Regions from separate parts of the Homo sapiens genome. Here region 2 is linked to region 1. The links are chromatin loops, found by intact Hi-C in ENCODE. Cell type or tissue: PC-3. All regions are shown on one strand. Links, peaks and the distances in the headings refer to the core of each region. The heading gives the core; the rest is flanking DNA. Region 1 holds the start of SHANK2 (SH3 and multiple ankyrin repeat domains 2). Region 2 has its middle 77 kb from the start of SHANK2.

The links. Peaks named below come from ENCODE experiments on the same cell type or tissue, not always from the same donor. Only the 100,000 strongest peaks of a DNase experiment are listed, where the experiment ranks them.
Region 2: a loop joins it to region 1, with 5 times the contacts of the local background. A loop is called at or near these places in 3 of 110 quality-filtered maps.

The regions. Positions count from the first base shown.
Region 1 is chr11:71,250,546-71,253,045 of GRCh38, forward strand. It overlaps SHANK2 (SH3 and multiple ankyrin repeat domains 2), which reads right to left and starts at 2,032. Exons shown (of 26, transcript NM_012309.5): 1 at 1,880-2,032. In PC-3, for the core only: a CTCF peak has its summit at 1,447; no DNase peak of the experiment used is centred there; H3K4me3 peaks cover 2,500 bases; H3K27ac peaks cover 1,080 bases.
Region 2 is chr11:71,326,051-71,332,678 of GRCh38, forward strand. No RefSeq gene overlaps it. Among named protein-coding and RNA genes, the nearest start is that of SHANK2, 77 kb to the left of the region's middle. In PC-3, for the core only: a CTCF peak has its summit at 3,086 (motif pointing left); a DNase peak (open chromatin) is centred at 3,101.

The DNA.
Region 1 (2,500 bases), core at 1-2,500:
GGGCCGAGCTCGCTCTCCTCACTCCACCCCCACAGGCTCAACCCTATTAGGACCCTCAACCTTGTTTCCAACCCACAAGTAGTTGGAAAACTCCAAAAGCAATCGGCCCGGGGCTGTTCTGGACCTGCTGAACCCTCTGGGGCACCAGGCTCGGTTCCTAGTGCACAGAAGGGCGTCACTAACTATGTGATGCGGACCGCAGGGCACCGGGGTTAAGGCTGAATCTGCCAGGTCCTTTTCCAGGGGCGCAGAACTTCCCTTGTGGCTGGGTCGGCAAAACCGAGGCCCACATCCCAGATAGAGATCAAATCGCCCTCCCCCACCGGGGGACTTCCGAAATTACCTCTCTGGATCTGGAAGCTTAATTAGCTGATTGGCCTCATTAACGTTCGAACTTGAGTTTCAAACGAAAAAGAGGTCACTCAACTATCCAATTTACAACCTCGAATTTCCACCCGAAAACCACTTTATTTTCGGATGGCCTCTGAGGACGCCCAGGCCCCTGCCAGCAGCTGCCAGCCCCCGAGAGCCTTACGTACTTTCGCCTGACCCCCCCACCACCCACCCCTCACCTGCCTGGCTCGAGCGCCTTCTCAGTTCCAGGCGCCCCGAGCCCCTTTAAAAGATCGGCTGCGAAAACCCACGGTCACCTGCACCACCCTTTCTCCCTCTGGGTGCTCCAGCCCCACGGAAAGGCAAGCCTCGCCCACGCGCCCACCCACCTCGAGCAGGGTGTCCGCACGCAGACCCGCCTGGAGGGCGCCGCGCTGCACCCCCACGCCAAGCCCCAGAACCCTGGCGGCGAGGTCCACCCCAGCCCCCGCATCCCCCCGAACCCGGGCGGCGAGGCCCGCTGCGGTGGTCGCACCTGCTGGCTCAGTCCGGCGGCTCCAGCCCAAGTGACGAGTGCGCTGTCGGCGTCTCTGGGAGCGGTCCCCGCGCCTGGCGCCCGGGGCCGGGGCCACCCGGTGGAGGCGCCTGGGCCGCGGGCTGGGCGGGCGGAGCTGCCCGGCCGCCGGGGAGGAGGGATGCCCGGGCGAAAGTTGCCAGGGAAACTTGATCAACTCGAGCGCGCCGGTGCCAGCTTCCTGCATAATTCACGGACGGTGGCGGCCGGGCTGCGCCCGCCGGGTCTCCCTATCCCAGCTGGTGAGCACGGCGGGCCGGGGTCGGGCACCCGGCTGTGGCTCAGCGCGACCCCCGGGACCTGGGCGCCCGACCCGCCACCCCCGGGCCCGCACCAGGCGCGCCGGCCCCGGCCTCTCCGCGACAGCTGCTGCTGCCGCCGCGCGCGCCTGGATGGGAGCTCTGCGTGCAGGGCCAGGGTGACCGCAGCGGGGTCTCGGGGGACCTGGCGGCCACGGTTCGGGTCTCCGCCCCCGCGCGCCACCTGGCGGCCCCGCGCCGGCTCCTCCGCTGGGCTCGCTGGCCCGGGTCCTAGGGCTGGCGGGCGGTGACCCGGGGCAAGGAGACCCCGGGAGAGCGGGGGAGGTCGCGCCACACGCGCTGTTCCAGAGGAAGGGGCAGGACGCGCCAGAGACTACGTGGTCCATGCGCGCAGGAGATAAAGCGGGGGCTCCTTCCTGCGCTCTGCCCCCACGCCGCTTCCAAAGCTTTCGACACCGGCCCCTGCCCGGGAAGAAAGGCATGCAGGGGGAAGGGCTCTCTACGGAAAATCGACCCCCACCTGGACACGCGGCTCACTCCCCCCAGCGCCCACCTCTCCAGCCTCTCTGGGTCCAGGACTGCGCTTACCCGGTAGTTGGTGCTCCCGGAATCGAGATGCCCCCAAAATGCCGTCAGTGAGCAGGATCGGGTGCCCAAGGGCCACCTCCCGTCCTCCCCGGCCCGCGCCCTGCGTCCCCGGCCGCCGCCTCACCTGGCTCGGCGAGTCGGGGGCGGGTCCGAGCCCCCCGGGAGCGCCAGCGTCCGCGCACACCTGGATCGGCCGCGGGAACCCGAGCGGCGCCGCGCCCAGCCCCGCCGGAGCTCAGGAGCCGCCGCCGCGGCTCAGGTGCAGGGGGTGGGGAAGGACCCGGCCCCGCCCGGCGCGGGAGCTGGCTCCGGCGAGGGTGGGGGAGGGGCCCTCTCGCCGCCGAAAGGACGCGTGCGGCCCAGGACCCGCGGGCGACCCGACCTGGACCCCCACCCCCGCCCACGCCGCGGACCTCAGTCCCCCGCCCCGACCCCGCTCCCGCCCGCGGCTGCGGCTCGGGCGTGCGCGTGGGGTCTGTTGTGGCAACCCCGGGAGACCGCGGGGCGCCCTGGCCGCCTCTGCCCCGCCCCGGGCTGCGTGGCTCACGGACCTCCCCCTCCCTGGCCAAAGCCGGCGGACGAGAAAGTCCCTGATTTTTGTAAAGTCCGGTTCGGTCTGCACGGTTATCCCGAACGCAGCTGGCTCCCGCCACAGAGTATTTATAATAATAGGATTTGGAAATAGAGGCTGCCTGCACATCAAAACGTTTGCAGAGCAAACGAAAACTTTGTACCCGGGTGATAC
Region 2 (6,628 bases), core at 1,702-4,201, 77 kb after region 1:
TCTGTGGGGCTTTGTTAAGGCAGCCACAGCAAAGGAATACAGGTGGTATTGCACAAATTCCATTTCCCAGGGGCGGCGGAAGCCAGCCTGGGCCTGGATCCTATGGGACTAGGAAGAGTGCCCTGGGGTCAGGTGCCGTGGGAAGCAATGTTCAGTCTTTCAGGACTAGGCACATCCTCATCTGTCCCCAGAACAAGCCTGGTCCTGGTGACCTCTTCCTTCAGAGCCTTCACAGCCCCTGCGGGTGGCCACAGGTTTGCACCAGGTCCAACTCGGTAGGAAGCGTCACTGCTGCTTCAGGGAAAAGCTTGGCAAATTGAGTTCACGTTGCTTGAAGGGCCAGGAAGGTGGTGTTTCCTTGCTGAGTGTGAGGATCTTCCAAGTTTCAGCACCATTCAATTACAAATCACCTACAGTTGGCCCGGCCCCAGGAGACCCTTCCAAGGTGTCAACAGCACAGCCCACTCCTGGATTTACTGCCACTCCAGAGGCCGGTTCTCCTTGGTCAACTCAGAGCCACGGAGGAGCCAGCCACCGCCAGATTCCATGCCTCTCAGCATTTCCAACACCAACCCCACGGAGGAAGATCTGTCACTTACTGGTGATTTGCTTGTCTGGGGTATTAAATGCCATGGCTGTCCTCTTCCTGGGATGTCCAGCAGACAAGTGGCTGCACTTTCGCCCAGCCCTCCTCTGGCCAGTCGGTGGACTGTGGATATGTGGCATCCAAGAAGCAACCCCAGGGGAGGCTGGGAGGTGAATCAGGCAGCCATCCTACTTGCAGCCCAGAGACTTCAATAATATCCTGAGGCTTGGAGAAACGTGGGCTGAAGGCATGATGCCCTCTTGGGGCCCATGCAACTCCAGTGTTCATGGGGTCAATGCAGATGTGCACGTTTGGGCACATGGGCCGCACGACGCTGGCAGACTGCTTTCCTTACTCAACTACCGCACCTGGGGGAGGCATGGAGCCTGCCTCAAGGGCAGGGGCCAAGTGCAGATGGACACAGGGTCTCCTGTCATCCAAGCCTCTCATTTCTGCTGTGGTCTGTGTGATGCAGAGAAACACAGAACACATCTGAGGACCCATCTGCAAAATTGTCTGGGTCTGTTTTTCCAGCCTCTGGCTTTTAAACTTAGCACGTCCAGGTCCTGAGCCCCCTTGCCCTGGATGGTTCAGTCTCTCCTGTCTCCAGACAAGAGCAGTTGCAGGCAGGAAGCCGGCAGTGGCCTCTAAGGCCTCCTCCCTGTCCTTCTGGAGACCTGGCATGAACACTCCCTTCCACCTGGTGCAGGTGGCACCTCATAGCACTGTACCAATGTACCCCTGTCCCCACTCCCAGGCTGCACGTCTGCACCCCAGTGAACAGACAGGTTTGAATCCCTGTTCATGCCGAGCTGCCTGACTTCTGGTCCAGCCCCGGCTCCCAGCACCTTGCTCTGGGCCCAGCCCCTGTCATTAGCCTGACTTTGCTTTTGAGTCTGCCTGGTGGACTTGGTCTCTGCACCAAGATCCTGGGGACCGCCTGGGACTTGGCTGTGCATCCTGACCACGGTGTATGAGGAACTGCCCAGGACGCGGGCTCTGAACCCCATCTTGTGAGCAGGCGTCCTCTGCAGGCCCTGCTTGCCTGTACACCTGGCTGTGGGAGCTGGGCTGTGTTTCTGAGCGTTTGTTTCCTCAGCTGTAAGATGTTGGTAGCGATGGTCCCTGCTCACATGGTGGTTTCGAGGACCTGAGGAACCCATCCAAAGTGCTTTCATTAGGGTCACTCAGAGTGACCACTGCATTGCCCAAGCACGGTCAGTCCTCAGTCCCCATCGTGTTGGCCCCAGGAACGTGTGGGTAGTGCCCCCTCCTCCCTCTGTGGTGTTGGCTTCCAGGGCTCTGTCGCCCAGGCTAGGGTGCAGTGGCATGGTCACAGCAGCCTCAAACTCCTGGGCTCAAGCGATTCTTCCATCTCAGCTTCCTGAGTAGCTGGAACCTTAGGTGTACACCACCATATCCAGCTAGTTTTTATTTTTTTGCGAACGATGGGGTCTTGCTTTGTTGCCCAGGTTGGAGTGCAGTGGTGCAATCATGGCTTACAGCAGCCTTGAATTCCTGGGTTCAACTGATCCTCCAAACTCAGCCTCCTAAGTAGCTGGAACCTCAGGTGTGTACCACAATGCCCAGCTCATTTTTTTTTAATTTTAAATTTTTATTTATTTATTTTCTTTGAGATGGAGTCTTGCTCTGTCGCCCAGGCTGGAGTGCACTGGTGCAATTTCGGCTTACTGCAACCTCCGCCTCCTGGGTTCAAGTGATTCTCCTGCCCTTGCCTGCTGAGTAGCTGGGACTACAGGCATGTGCCACTATCTCCGGCTATTATTATTTTGTGTGTGTGTGTGTATTTTTAGTAGAAATGAGGTTTCACCATGTTAGCCAGGATGGTCTCAATCTCCTGACCTCATGATCCACCTGCCTCGGCCTCCCAAAGTGCTGGGATTACAGGCATGAGCCACTGCGCCTGGCTCCTATCTTCCTCTTAAGGCTGGAACAGCCCAGCTGGACATGTTCTTTCTCTGCCTGCAGTCCCTTCCTTGCTGCTCTGCTCCAGGCGTGTCTCTCGTTCCACCCAGGTGCCCACACCCCCAGCCCAGACCTTCCTGCACTCCAGCTATATAGGCCTGAAAGCTCATGGCTGCATGTATGTCTGCCAGTATTTTCAGTCCAGCTCCTAACTGTTCCTGCCAAAGGTGCCACACTGGATCCTGCTACATCTTGGGTGGTGGCACCTCCAACCTTTGGGTTCGTTGCTCAGTTTAAAACCAGCCTCCCTCACTGTCTCACACCCAGATCAAACATGTCAACAAGCCGGGCATGTGGGCACAGGCCTGTGGTCCTAGCTACTGGGGAGGCTGAGGTGGGAGGACCCTTTGAGCCTGGGAGGTCAAGGCTGCAGTGAGCTGTGATTGCCCCACTGCACTCCAGCCTGGGTGACAGAGCAAGACCTTGTCCAAAAAAAAAAAAAAAAAAAAAAAGTCGATTCTGTTAATTCTGCTTTGAAGCTAAATCCCAGCATGAACACTTCACAGCCTCACCACTGCCACCTCCCGGGCTGAGTGGCTGTGTCATCGTGCTTAATTGTTGCAGTAGCATCTTCTCTGGTCTGCCTGCTTCCACTCTTGAGTGCTTAGAGGTTCTGTGCGGCACAGATCCTGGTGTGATCCTTTAGAGCAGTGGCCCCCATCCTTTGTGACACCAGGGACTGGTTTCATGGAAGACAATGTTTCCACAGACAGGGAGGGCGGGGATGCAGGGGGGATCTTTTTGGGATGATTCAAGCACATTACCTTTATTGTGCACTTTATTTTTGTTATTATTATTGTGCTATAATGAAATTACACAACTCACCATCATGTAGAATCAGTGGGTGCTGTGAGCTTGTTTTCCTGCAACTAGATGGTCCCATCTGGGGGTGATGGGAGACAGTGACAGATCATCAGGCATTAGATTCTCATAAGGAGTGGGGAACCTAGATCCCTCACATGTGCAGTTCACAATAGGGTTTATGCTCCTATGAGAATCTAATGCTGCAGCTGATCTGACTGGAGGCAGAGGTCAGGCCGGAATGCTTACTTGCCTGCTGCTCACCTCCTGCTGTGCAGCCAGGGTCCTAAAAGGCCGGGGATCATTACCCCTGCTTTAGAGGGTGGGTCACAGCATGTGACTCTGTTCAAAACCCTAGAGGGCTCCCCATTTCTCCTTGAATAAAAGCCAAAGCCCTTAAAAAGGCCCACTGGACCTGCCCCAACTGCAGAAACCCCATTCCTTGCATTCCCTGCCTGGCCTTGTCTCCTTCTCCCCCCATCACTTGCTCAGCTCCAGCCCCACAGTCTTCCTTGCCCTTCCCCAGACTCCCCACCCATGTACCCATCTGCCCTGGAGTCTTTGCATCAGCCATTCCTGTGTCTGAAATGTTCTTCCCCATGCCACCTCCTCGCCTTGACTCATACATCACCTTCTCAAGGTGGCCGTCCCAGACCACTCTATCTAAACGTGTCGTCTGCTCCCAACACTCATCCCAGGTCCCTGATTGCCACTTTCCTTCCTTCTCCATGTTACCACCCTTTGACAGTGACCTATTCGTTAGGAAACTGACCTCTTCTCCAGGTCAGTTCTTATCCATCAGACATATTGTTAGGGCAGGAATCGGTCCCCTTGAACTCTGTTATGCTCCAAACGCCTAGAAAAATGCCTGGCATGGACTGGGGCTGGCTGGATGTTTGATGGGTAAAGCACACGTGGGAGAGGTGACTTCCTGCGTGACCAGGCCTGTGCATTTCTGCCGGCCTCAGTACACACTGAAGAAACAGAATTCTAAAATGACAGCCAGAGGTGGGCCAGCCACTCGATTCTGTGGTGTCACAGTGAGGTCCGGGGGCCTGTCCTCCTCCCCCCACCTCTTTCTTGAGCCCAGCCTGCTGCTGCCTTGGCTCAGCTCCCACTTGGTGCCCCTTCCCCACCTCCACGCTGAAGGTTGGAGAGGACAGAGCCAGGTGCCCACGCACACGTGACGTCAGAGGCCTCCACAGGCAGCAGAGGGGCAAACGGCTGACAAGGACGTCTCATGACCATGGACATACCTCTAGGTTACTTGCATACTTTACTTCATCATGAAGCATTTTTCAATCTGAGAAACACTCATGAGAAATCTAATTCTCAACACAGCCACCAATGGCCAAGGAAATAATGCATTGGTGAAAAAATGGAATCTCTGATTGTGAGGCAGAGCATCACAGCATTTAAAATAAGTGAGTAGGCAACGGTGGGCTTTCTTGTGTGTTTCTTGGGAAGTCTGATGATGTCCAGTTCCGGATATTTAAATTGTGCTGGGAGAGGTCCCACGAAGAGGCAAATTTTGCAGAGCAGCTCCCATCACCTTGGTCTAGCCACACAAGGCCCCTCAGATGGAGAGAATGGAGGGATTACCCCTCCCTGATCCCCAGAAGCACCTGTGGCGTCTCCCTGGGTAGGGACCTGAGGCAGGTGAGGTGGGTGGACCAGGTGCTCTGTTCTCTGAAGGCTTCTTTCTTCCCTGTGCAGCTCACTCCTGGATCCAGCCCCTCCTTCCCATGTGGGTCAGAGTCTCTGGGGAGTATGCACAGTGACCTGGAGGCTCTGATGGACCGGGCTGTGCCGGGGTTCTCACTGCTTGAACAAAGATTGATGGAGATGAATGACTGAGGAACCCATGACACTCCATCTAATTTTTCTATGAATGCACATGTGCATTTTCCTGGGAGGAAGGTCAGTTCCTCTCATCAGATTCTTAACATTTTCATAACCCCTGAAATGTTCACACCACTGATCTAACTGGAGAGAAAAGCTGCTCCCACCATTTATTTCATGAACACCAGCTATGTGCTGGGCAGGAGCTATGACATTTCTCTAATATCATCTCTTGGATATGGGGATGATTCTCTCAGCATTAAAGGGGAAAACACTGAGGCCTGGAGGTGCCTACAGACTCACCTGAGGCCGGCAGACACTGGGAAAACAAAAAAGCCTCCTGGATCCGAGGCTAAGGCAGGTCCCTGAGGACCAAGGGGCATTCCTGCTGGTGTTCCCTGGATAGGGGCATTCAGGAAAGAGCTGGGATTTGGCCAGAATGGGAAGGGCAAACAGCAAGGGTGCCAGGACCAGCCACCCAGTACTGCACAGAAGGTTGGCCACCAATGCCTGGGGCACCTGAGGTGGGGGCAGGGCAGAGAACTCAAATATCTGTGAAGAAACAGGCAGGGTGGCAGCAGCAATGGAGCATGAGTTCAGAGTCAGGGGCCAGCTTCTAGGGTGACCCTGCATGCCTCGGCCGCTGCCCCTCCCTGACGGGGTTCCCCTCCTGTAGAAGGAGAATGGGGGCTTACTCACCCAAAGGCTCCTCCTACTTCCTATGCTAAGCCTTGCTGGGAGCCCTTTCATGACAAGGGGCTACAGATGAGTCTCCAGGGCTGCACTCATAGACTTGGGGGTATGAGGCTGGGGCTGTGCCATCAGCAGATGGCCAGTCCAGCTTTCCTCCTGCTTCTGAGTTTTGGCTCAGCCTGGGGACACCAGAGCAGAGAAAACTGCCTCTTCCCAGCCCACATCCTGGGAGGACCAGGCAGACGCTTGATTCAGTGCAAATCCTGGGGCCGCCTCCAACCTCATGCTAAGTGTCTCCACCCTACTCCTCTTCCCACATATTGCAAACCTGCCCAAGCCACAGGACAAAAGGGCTCCCATCTTTTCAGGGCTCATTGCCTTGAGGGTGCTTGGGCAGGAATCAGGCCTGATGGGCACCCTGGGCACTGGCCATAGAGGCCACAGCTGTAGCCCCAGCCACAGCGGCAGGTGGGACCATCCAGCACTTCCCCAGATGCTTGGCCTGCATGAGGGACATTAAAAGCATTGCAGCTTGATCCTGAAGATAGATCCATAAAACTGTAGCTGAAATGAGATAGCAAGTGATGGGCCCGCCTCTCCCTTTTCGCTAATCTCTTTATTCAAGCTCAATTTGGTGTTGAAACGCACCCCGATGCAAACCCTGCCTTTGCCAAAGAGATTTAGAAGGGCAAGGTAGAAGATTATGCAGTTTCACATTCC